Regions from separate parts of the Homo sapiens genome. Here all the other regions are linked to region 2. A link is a contact called in ENCODE Hi-C or POLR2A ChIA-PET data. All regions are on one chromosome and are shown on one strand. The core of a region is the stretch at or near the end of the contact, and the rest is flanking DNA. Distances in the headings are between cores, read along the strand shown. Region 1 holds the start of DYNLL1 (dynein light chain LC8-type 1). Region 2 holds the start of SETD1B (SET domain containing 1B, histone lysine methyltransferase). Region 3 overlaps BICDL1 (BICD family like cargo adaptor 1).

Region 1 (3,001 bases), core at 289-2,788, 1.3 Mb after region 2:
TCATCACAAAGATCTTAACTGCACCCCTGCAACACAAGACTTTTCCAATAGGACAAAACTTCAAACAGCATTGTATACCAAATGATTGCGGATCAAAATTAAATTTACAGGAACACAATACTGAAGCACTCCACTGTTGCTGTAAAAACTGCTGGAAACAGAATCTGTCAACTGGCCAAATTTTATCCTTAATTATTATCCAAACAGCCGTCCTCTTCACATCTATCCGGATGATGCTAATCTACTACCCTGTCCACTAGGTTAGCAAGTTGTAGGAACAACTCTTCACCATTTCTCCCACCCTAAGAGGTACTGGGGAGTAGAATGCCTGTGGGGGGCATTGGGTGGCAACGGTTATCTTTCTCTGCAAAATTCTTACAAGTGTTTGTGGAGCGTCACACAAGATTTAGCTACTCTAACTGCACGCAGTGCGAAAACCTTTTAAAGCTATGAAGGGGAGTAACGCTCTTGCAAGCTAGAGGCACGCACTGCTGCGTTTGTCAAAAAAGGCATTTATTTCTGTTCCATCTGAAGTCTTTCATCTTCCCATTCTCGACTGGAACCCTCCCACGGCTTAGGCTGCCAGCTTTCTTCCCTTCCAGCAAACACTGCTCGAGAAGTTGGCAGTCCTGCCGGCTTTCTAGACTGCCATTTACCAAGCCCCTACCCCAGCCCCCAGCCCCGCCACCACCCACCACCTTCCCTCAACTCCCCACTGGAAGGCTGGCAAGATCTCCTCCCGGCCCGGCTGGAAACACCCACGCAGCTCCCCCCTCCGGAACACCCAGATGGATCCTCGGCGCAGGAACCACACAGAAGGGGGAACCGCTGCTCCCTGATCTTAGATACCGTTGCTAGGTGGCGCTTTCCCCCCGCGGAGCTGGGTAATTAAAAAAAAAAAAAAAAAAACTTCGGACGCCGGGGGTCTGGTCTTCTCCACAGGAGCGCAAAATGCATCTGCGTCCTTTCTGGAAGCTTCTACGCCCCAAGCCGCCAGCAGTATTCCCGGGACCTGTCAGGCGCCCTTAGGAAAGCAGGATCGGGGGGAAGGAACCCCCTGCTCCCGGCTGCGTATCGGCCCCCGCGCCCATCCTCACCTTCTTGATATGAGCCGCAATGTCCTTCTCTATGTTGTATTTCTCCAGCGCCTGAGTAGCGCACTCCACCGAGTCCTGTTGCATCTCTTCCGACATGTCCGCATTTTTGATCACGGCCTTTCGGTCGCACATGGTTACCTAGTGGGCAAGGCCTGGGGTAAGGGGTTGAGTTGGGCCGCGCCCCCCAGGCACTAACTGCCCCCACCCCGGCCGGCGCCACCACGGGACGACGCCCCCCACCCCACTTCTCAGGAAGCGCGGGCTACGCGGAGGGCTAAGTCCGGAGTGGGGCGAAATAAGGCAGCGAGGACACCCCCTGGCCCCCCGAGTTTCTCACCGTGGAGAAGGGGGCTGGCCGACTGCAACGGTCTCCTGGGGGAGGTGCTAGCACAGCTCAGGCCCGGCTAGAGATACCGTCGCTACCGAAACCGTGGCGCATCTAAGCAGCCCCACGCCAGCCGCCGCCGCCTAGTGCTCAGGCCCCGCCCTGCTCCCGCCGGCCCCGCCCCTCGCCGCGCGACCCTATTGGCTTGACGCAGCCCACGGCATTCTTCCATTGGTCCATTGACTCCATGGTTCCCTCAGGATCTTTCTCCTGCATTTTGTTGCAGACCACAATGCACCGCTCACGGCGTCGGTTGCCCGGGCAATGGGCCGCACGCTACGAGGCCCACACACCCAGAAGGTGGAGCCCCGGCCGGGTTACGAGGACCACCCAGCTGTCTGGAGAGGTAGGAAGGGAGCTTCTGCCGGGGCCAAGGGAAGTGATTCCAAATTCACGGAGGTTGTCCCAGGGTGTGTTCTCGAACAACAGTCTCTAGAAGTTGGTGGCCATTCCTGCCCCCACCCCCCCGCCCCCCCACCACGACAGGTCGCATGATCTCGCACCCCAGGTTAGCAGGATTACGACAGAGGTGGCCTCTCCCTTTACTGAAAGGGTATCTCTGAAGCAGGGCCGGCTTCGTGGGTAAACCAGCAGTGCAGTCTCACAGGAGGGACCCTTACGTTTTCATTTTGCACTGGGCCCCATTTGTAGTCGGTTCTGCTCTGAAATATTTAGGGGAGGGCATCCTCAGGATTGAGGGAGGGCTTCAAGGAGGGAGGGTGTTTCCTTACGAATTAAGGGATTATCCCCAAGAGTGGGGTCTCTGCCAAGCAATGCGGACATCCTTTAAGGGGTTGGGGATGGGGATCCGGGTGGATTTGGGAGTGTTGAGCCCCGGGGTTTTTGTCCAGGGTGAAGCTTCTTGCTCAGGTGAGGCAGTCTTTCCTGTGTGGGAGAGATTCTTGGTTGGGATTTATCTCTGAGGAGGAGGTATTCTAATGGACGAAAAAGCGGCCGTTAGAGAGATGACGTCCCCTCTGGCTTAGGGAGGAGACACGAAGTGGTTAAAAAAGCAAGATCTTGGGGGAGTTGAGGGACAAGTCAGATCTGGATTTAAATCCCAGCACTGTCATTTACTAGCTATTTGAATGTCTTCTTTAAGTAAAGGAGGACTAAATGTAAAAGGAAACCAGTTCATACGCTTGTTAGCAGTATTAAACATTTGAAGTTCTCTCAGCACAATGTGAGGCACATAGTAAATGATCAATGAATCTTATCAATAATTGTCAGTTTATACAACTATCCCAAAGGCCACAGCAAGGTTTTGAACAACCAGCTCTGAAATGCCTATAATGTATTTTTCGAACCTCCATAAATAAGTTATCAGGTTAATCATGTATCTGGAAGCTTCCTATTTACATTTCTACATTTTCCTCTGACCATCTACTCTCATTACTCCTTAAAACAATTTGTGGCTGGGCATGATGGCTCACACCTGTAATCCCAGCACTTTGAGAAGCCGAGTCAAGGGGATCGCTTGAGCTCAGTAGTTGGAGACCAGCCTGGGCAATATGGCCAA
Region 2 (3,121 bases), core at 1-2,500:
GAGGTGGGGGAGGGACGGCGGGGCAGTGGGGAGGGGTCCTACCTTGAATTTGGGCACCGACAGCTCCAGCTCCTTGTTTTTGGTCCAGATCCCGACGACCCGGGGATCTTCGACAATTTCCACCGGGCGGTTGCTGGACATCTGTGGGGAGAAATTGGGGGGCCGGGATGAGAGAACTGGTCCCCCTCCCCATGGGCAGACCCCTTTCTCGAGGCACTTGTCAAACTCCAGGGCTGGGGCCCCGTCTGACAGTTGGCCGGGGGATCGGGCGGGGGGTCCCTGGCCGCTAGGCGCGTCTCCCCGGACACGACGCGGGGCACGGCTGGGGGGGCGCGCCGGCTACTCACCGCCAGGCTGAAATGCTGCCCATCGTAGCGGTACAGTTTATGATGCCCCTTTTTCAGAGCCGGGTCAATCATCAACTTGTAACTTCTCCAATGGTGGTTCCTCCTCTCGCCCGAAGGGCCGGGCTGCGGCGGGGGCTGCTGGTGGTGGTGGTGGGGGGGGTGACTGTTCTCCATGCCGTTAACCCAACCTGAAAACCAGCAAGTTGTTGTCGTCTCCGCCGCGGCGGCGGCGGCGGCCGCTTCTACACACACGCGAAAGAATCCAATCGGCAGGCCCCCACCCCCTCCCACCTTGCCAGCGCGCCCCGAAAGGAGCTGTCTCGCTGGCTCCCCCCAAAACAAGAATGGAGCGAGAGAATAACCCTTCCGGGAGAATTACGCGCCCGCCCGCTCGGCCACCGTCTCGGGGCGGCAGCGAGGGGCTCCCGGGGGTCCCCTGGGCGGGCTGGCGGGGCCCGGGGCGCCCGGAGGACGCGGACTCCGGCCCATGGTGCCCGCCCGGCCGCCCGGCGTGGCGCTCACCCGCTAGCTCGGCCCGGCTCTGGCGCGAGGCTGGCGGCAGGGCCTGGCGGCGCCGCCGCCCGCCCGCCCGCTCGCCCGCTCGGGCCAGGGCCGGGGCCGGGGGCTTGGGCCGCCCGGCTGCCGGCCGCGGCCTCTCCCTCCCCGAGCCGCGCTTACATCCCCGCCGGGCGCCGGCCTCCCTGCGCCGCCAGCCAGTACATGGTGTCCCCCGAGGGAGCCGAGGCCGGGGCGGCCGGACCGGGGGCCAGGAAGGGGGGGCGCCGCCGCCGCGGCTGCCGGGCCCGGAGCTGCTGCCGCTGCCGCCGCCGCTGCTGCTGCTGCTGCCCGGGAGGCGGCTGGCGGCGGAGGCTCGGCTCCCAGTAGCCGCACATCCCACAATACACCGCTAAGGAGCCCGACCCGAGCGCTCACCCTCCTCCTCTTCCTCCTCCTCCTCCTCTTCCTCCTCCCCTCTCCTTCCTCGCCGCTTCCCCAGGCACTCTCCCGGCGGCGGCAGCTGCGCCGCCAAAGCCCCGGGCCCCAGCGGCCCCCCACCCCTCACTCGCGCGCTCCCACACTGCCTCCCCCTCCCCGGGGGAAGGCCTTTTAATTTATTTATTTTTCTGGGACTGGGGTGGGGGTCTTGGCTGGCGGGGGAGGGGGTCTCCCCGGGCTCTACCTCCCGCGGCCGGGACTACCCTCAGAGCCGCGACCGCCGCGGCGTGCGTCCCGGGCCTGCAAAACTGTTTCCAAACTGCCCGGGCCGGAGGCGGGCGCGCGGGGCCCGGGGAGATGGCTGGGGTCTGGGGGGCCGAGGGTGTGTGTGGACGCTGGGAGCCGCGGGGGGAGGCCGGCGTCGACTCAGAGGAGTTGCAATCGAGGTATCTGCGCTCCGGCTTCCTCCTGCGGCCCGCGACCCCCTCCCCGGAGCTGAGCTGGGGAAGGGAGACCAGGGTTCACCACGTTAGCATTCGCATTCCTGGGAGGATGCAGCCCTCGCCTGGACCTGGGCGATAGACGCCTTCTTCTGTTTTTATTTTTGGAGGGGAGCGCCCTGTAATTGTCCTGAACACATGCTTCCCCCCCTTCCTCCAGCCACCCGCGGAGGAGAGAGTCCCCCTTTTTTGCATTTATCTTTTCCTTCCCCTTTCTTTATTAAAGGTCCGGGAGTGGCGGCGGCCAATCAGCGCGCGGCTTCCATTTTGTGAGTTCAACTCCGAGGCTCCCGGGCTTCGCGAGGACGCGTTTGCAGCCCCCTCTGCCGCTCCTCTCTGGCGGCCGAGGCGCAGGAGCCGCCTCGCCGGGGCTCGGAGCTGGTGTAGCTCATATTGGGGCTCTTTTCGGGGTTTGTAATTTGGCCGTGGGTAGGTAATTGGCTGGAGCAGGGCGGCAGGGCGCGGCAGCCAATCAGCGCGCGGCTTCTATAGGGCTTGAGTTATTAGACGCTGATCTCAAAACATCCTTCATCAGACACGAAGGAGAGGCCAACAGATGAGGGAAGCCATTTTTCTGCAATGGAATTAAATGGCCAAGTGGGTTTTTCCTTTGTTGCAAATGGGGAATGTTTTTCCTTTGACTCTACCATCCAGTTCAGGACGTCTCAGTGTGTTTAACATTTGTCAACAGGCCCAAGGACTCACAGTTGGAAGACTGGAGAAGACTTTTTAAAAAGATCTGGATTTTTCCTTATGACTTGGAATCCATCTTTGTCTTGTATAACTAGGTCATAGCACACCATTCATGTCAGCAGTTAACAGTTTTGAATTCCAAAAAAACCTAAGTAAATGACATATTTTTTTTCCTCTTTTTGTTCTATGGGTGGGTGGGGGGAGCTTGGAGCTGTCTTAATCTGTATTCTCTTGACTGAACAATAAATTTTTAAATATATCTAGTTTCCTCTATTAAACACTTAAACCTGGCCATCTTATTAACTCCTTCTCTCTTTTTAACAAGGTAATGTTTTAAATGTATATAGCTTTAGGACTAGCGAAATGGCAGCAACAAAAAATTGTGAGCAGTTGTTACTCTTTTAGTTTTTAAAAAACCTTTTACATTGTAAGTACCCAATCCATTCTGTCCTGACGCAGTACAGTTTTGATGTTAATGTTGCTGAGATGTCCTTAATTTTCCGAACCTTCATCTGCATGTATGTCTTTGTCTCTCTTGTCTAATATAAGCCAGTTAAGATGCTTGAGACGATCTTGCTTTATAAAGCTAAGGTTCTAGCTTTATGCTTTTGAAAATGTTTACAGCACTAAATGCTAGTCAGCTTT
Region 3 (2,923 bases), core at 183-2,682, 1.7 Mb after region 2:
AAAATTAGCTGGGTGTGGTGGCAGGTGCCTGTAATCCCAGCTACTCGGGAGGCTGAGGCAGGAGAATCGCTTGAACCTGGGAGGTGGAGCTTGCAGTGAGCCCAGATTGTGCCACTGCACTCCAGCCTGGGCAATAGAGCAAGACTCCGTCTCAAAAAAATAAAAACAAAACCCCACAAAAAACCATGAGGTAGAATATTTATTGACAGTTCATAACATATTGCTGAGTGGAAAAAGCACCAGAAAACAAGGTCTAGTATAATACTAGTTTTGTAAAACAAAAACTGCCTGTGTCCGCAGGGTGCTGTGGCTCACGCCTCTAATCCCCAGCACTTTGGGAGGCCAAGGTGGGCGGATCACCTGAGGTTGGGAGTTCGAGACCAGCCTGACCAACAAGGAGAAACCCCGCCTCTACTAAAAATACAAAAATTTGCCGGGCGTGGTGGCGCATGCTGCCTGTAATCCCAGCTACTCAGGAGGCTGAGGTAGGAGATCACTTGAATCCAGGAGGCGGAGGTTACAGTGAGCCAAGATCACGCCACTGCACTCCAGCCTGGGCAACAAGAGCGAAACTCTGTCTCAAAACAAAACAAAAAACTGCCTGTGTGTTCAAGGATATGCACAAAAATGTCTAGTTGGTTATCTCTGGGTGATGATTACTGATGGGTAACTCCTCCGACATTATTTTGCATTTTTTTATTTTCACATTTGTGTTTCACGTATTACTTTGTTCACCTTTCCCAACATTCCTAAATCACGGCTGTTCAATGCAAAAGAAAATTAATTTTTTTCGAGGGCAGGGGAACGGGAATAAAGGTGGAAGGACCTCTGCAGAGGCAGCCCTGGTTGCCCAACTGCAGAAACGTGTATTATTTAGCCCTTGCCTTCATTAATCGCTCCCTTAAGCACTCAAAACAGCAAAGCTAACAAAAGCATGCTCCTTGTACAGGGCCAGCGACTAATGTGCAGGGCTCAAGGGCAGCTAGAGGATCCGCCTGCAGAGGCCGCCTAGCTCGAGCTTCACAACACCGACCGCACTAACCGAAGTGCGGCCAGAAAAAGGAACAGGTGGATCCCACTTGCAAAGTGCTCAGGCCACTGCTGCGACCAGCACTTCTTCTTTGGCTTCAGGTCTACCGAGCAATTAGTCACCTGTGCCGACACCGCAAGTGCGCCCCGCCCGCCGGCCCGCCTGCCTTCCCTAGAGAAACCGCTCCAGACAGCTCAGCCACCGCGTCAGCCCCGCCCACTGCGGCAGCGACGGGACCCGAGCCCGTCTAATGGATGCTGAGGGCTCAGATGCCGAAGGCTGCCTCCGTCACACCCACTGCTATTGGCTGGCAGCAAACAGCGGAAATCCTCACGCGGCATCGGTTGCCATGGACACCCCTCCAGTAGCGTCAGAACCCGTGGTGCCCCACGACAGCCACAGCCTCCTGAGCTTCCGGCGTCCCCCGGCAGGTGGCGCCGAGAGCAGCGGGAGCCCCAGGAATGTGCTGACTAACGTTGCCGGCGAGGGACAGATGGGCCCAGGGCTACAGCCGCGGCGCAGCGCCGGGCATGGTGGGGTTCCCTTCCTTGCCAAAAAACGCCCTGAGGCAGGGGCTGCCTGGACGACCTCCAATCCTGGCCACGCGCTGCACCGTTGGGACATTTGCTCACCAAGGAATAAGTGCTCGTCATTCATGGGAAACCCCAGACCAGGATCAACACATTAATCACATTTTAAAAATAGGAATATTCCAAGGGCTCGAATAATTCCTTTTTACAAATGAAACCACTAGTAACTGACTTGTTTTTGTAAGGCAGATTGCTAGCCCAAGATTTATTTTTGGTTTTAGTGAAGGCCCTTCACCTGCAAGGAGATAAAAAAATTGCTACTTAATTTTCCTGAAACTCATTTATTGTATAGGAGAAGGTGCACCTTAAGGTTTCTGCAGCCCAGTGACGAGAAGGAAGTTATATTTCTTAGGGATTCTCACCCCTGACTACACATTAAAATCAAGGGGGAAAGAAGTGGGCCCCACCCAACTGACCCCACCCCGTGATTTCAACTGTATTGTTCTGGTGAGGTTCCTGGTGTCTGAGCGCTCCCCAGATGATTGTAATGTGCGGCCAGGATGGAGAATCAGAGATAACGTATATGGAAGAAGTATCTGGTAAAACTAAGTTACTATACAAATGGGGGGTGTGGTTTCCTCTTTAAATGATTCCTTAGGCTTGTCGTCTCAATTCTTGTATAACAAAAATTCATTTCTAAGGTATGGGAAAAGAACTATCCTCCCAGAGTAACCTAACTGCCCAGCCAGCCCTGTTCTATAGGAGTCCAGGAAGGACAGGACCCTTGCTCCAGAGTTCTCCCTACTGGGGGCATCCTTCCAGAGGGGAGAATTTGCAAGTCTAATCAGACTCCTGGATAGTAACTGGGCCTCCTTTGAAAGCAGGCAAGAGCATGCATTACAAGGTTTCATGTAGATTTGCTCACCCAGGTGGCAGAGCTAGGTTTTACTTTTTTTTTTTTTTTTTTTTAAAGGGAGAAAGACTGGACAACTTGCTTCTTCTCTCCTGCACCCTGACACTTTCTCTGTTTGTATCCCCCACCTTCCATCCCACCTTCCATGCTGATGACAGAATATGATCTTAATGTTCAGCTTCTTGTCTGAGAGAAGGTAACCAACCCATGTGTACTTCTATCTTCATTCTGCCTTTTTTTTTTTTTTTTTTTTTTGAGGCAGGATCTTGCTCTGTCATCCAGGCTGGAGTGCAGTGGCATGATCACAGCTCACTGCAGCCTCAACCTTCTGGGCTCAAGTGATCCTCCCACCTCTGCGACTCCAAGAATGTACCACCACACTCAGCTAATTTTTTATTTGTATTTTTAGTAGAGACAGGGTCTCATTATGTTCCCCAGGCTGGTCTTGAA

What was found. Hi-C counts contacts between places; a loop is a spot of excess contacts on that map. ChIA-PET counts read pairs that join two places held with the same protein, here RNA polymerase II (POLR2A). Pooled maps may share reads with other maps.
Region 1: a pooled map shows a loop between it and region 2 (5-fold over the local background). The contact joins the promoter of DYNLL1 here to the promoter of SETD1B in region 2. A Hi-C loop is called at or near these places in 1 of 50 pooled maps. POLR2A ChIA-PET finds 5 or more read pairs at or near these places in 2 of 52 experiments (MCF 10A and activated T-cell).
Region 3: a pooled map shows a loop between it and region 2 (6-fold over the local background). The contact joins the enhancer-like site here to the promoter of SETD1B in region 2. A Hi-C loop is called at or near these places in 1 of 50 pooled maps. POLR2A ChIA-PET finds 5 or more read pairs at or near these places in 3 of 52 experiments (WTC11, activated T-cell and naive thymus-derived CD4-positive, alpha-beta T cell).

The regions. Positions count from the first base shown.
Region 1 is chr12:120,494,650-120,497,650 of GRCh38, reverse strand. DYNLL1 (dynein light chain LC8-type 1) reads right to left here and starts at 1,538. Exons shown (of 3, transcript NM_003746.3): 1 at 1,435-1,538; 2 at 1,098-1,235. The coding sequence starts at 1,229. NRAV (negative regulator of antiviral response) reads left to right here and starts at 1,705. Exons shown (of 2, transcript NR_038854.1): 1 at 1,705-1,828. RefSeq lists silencers at 1,135-1,654, 1,945-1,994 and an enhancer at 1,214-1,880.
Region 2 is chr12:121,802,138-121,805,258 of GRCh38, reverse strand. It overlaps SETD1B (SET domain containing 1B, histone lysine methyltransferase), which reads right to left and starts at 1,250. Exons shown (of 17, transcript NM_001353345.2): 1 at 1,026-1,250; 2 at 348-535; 3 at 43-141. The coding sequence starts at 521. It overlaps LINC01089 (long intergenic non-protein coding RNA 1089), which reads left to right and starts at 2,313. Exons shown (of 4, transcript NR_152740.1): 1 at 2,313-2,628. RefSeq lists silencers at 956-1,015, 1,056-1,185, 1,456-1,705.
Region 3 is chr12:120,085,605-120,088,527 of GRCh38, reverse strand. All of the region lies in intron 8 of BICDL1 (BICD family like cargo adaptor 1), which reads right to left. Among named protein-coding and RNA genes, the nearest start is that of RAB35, 30 kb to the left of the region's middle. RefSeq lists an enhancer at 1,124-1,203. Within about 2 kb of position 1,432, at least 21 of the 41 ENCODE cell types and tissues checked have a DNase peak (open chromatin) inside an H3K27ac peak, as active enhancers do.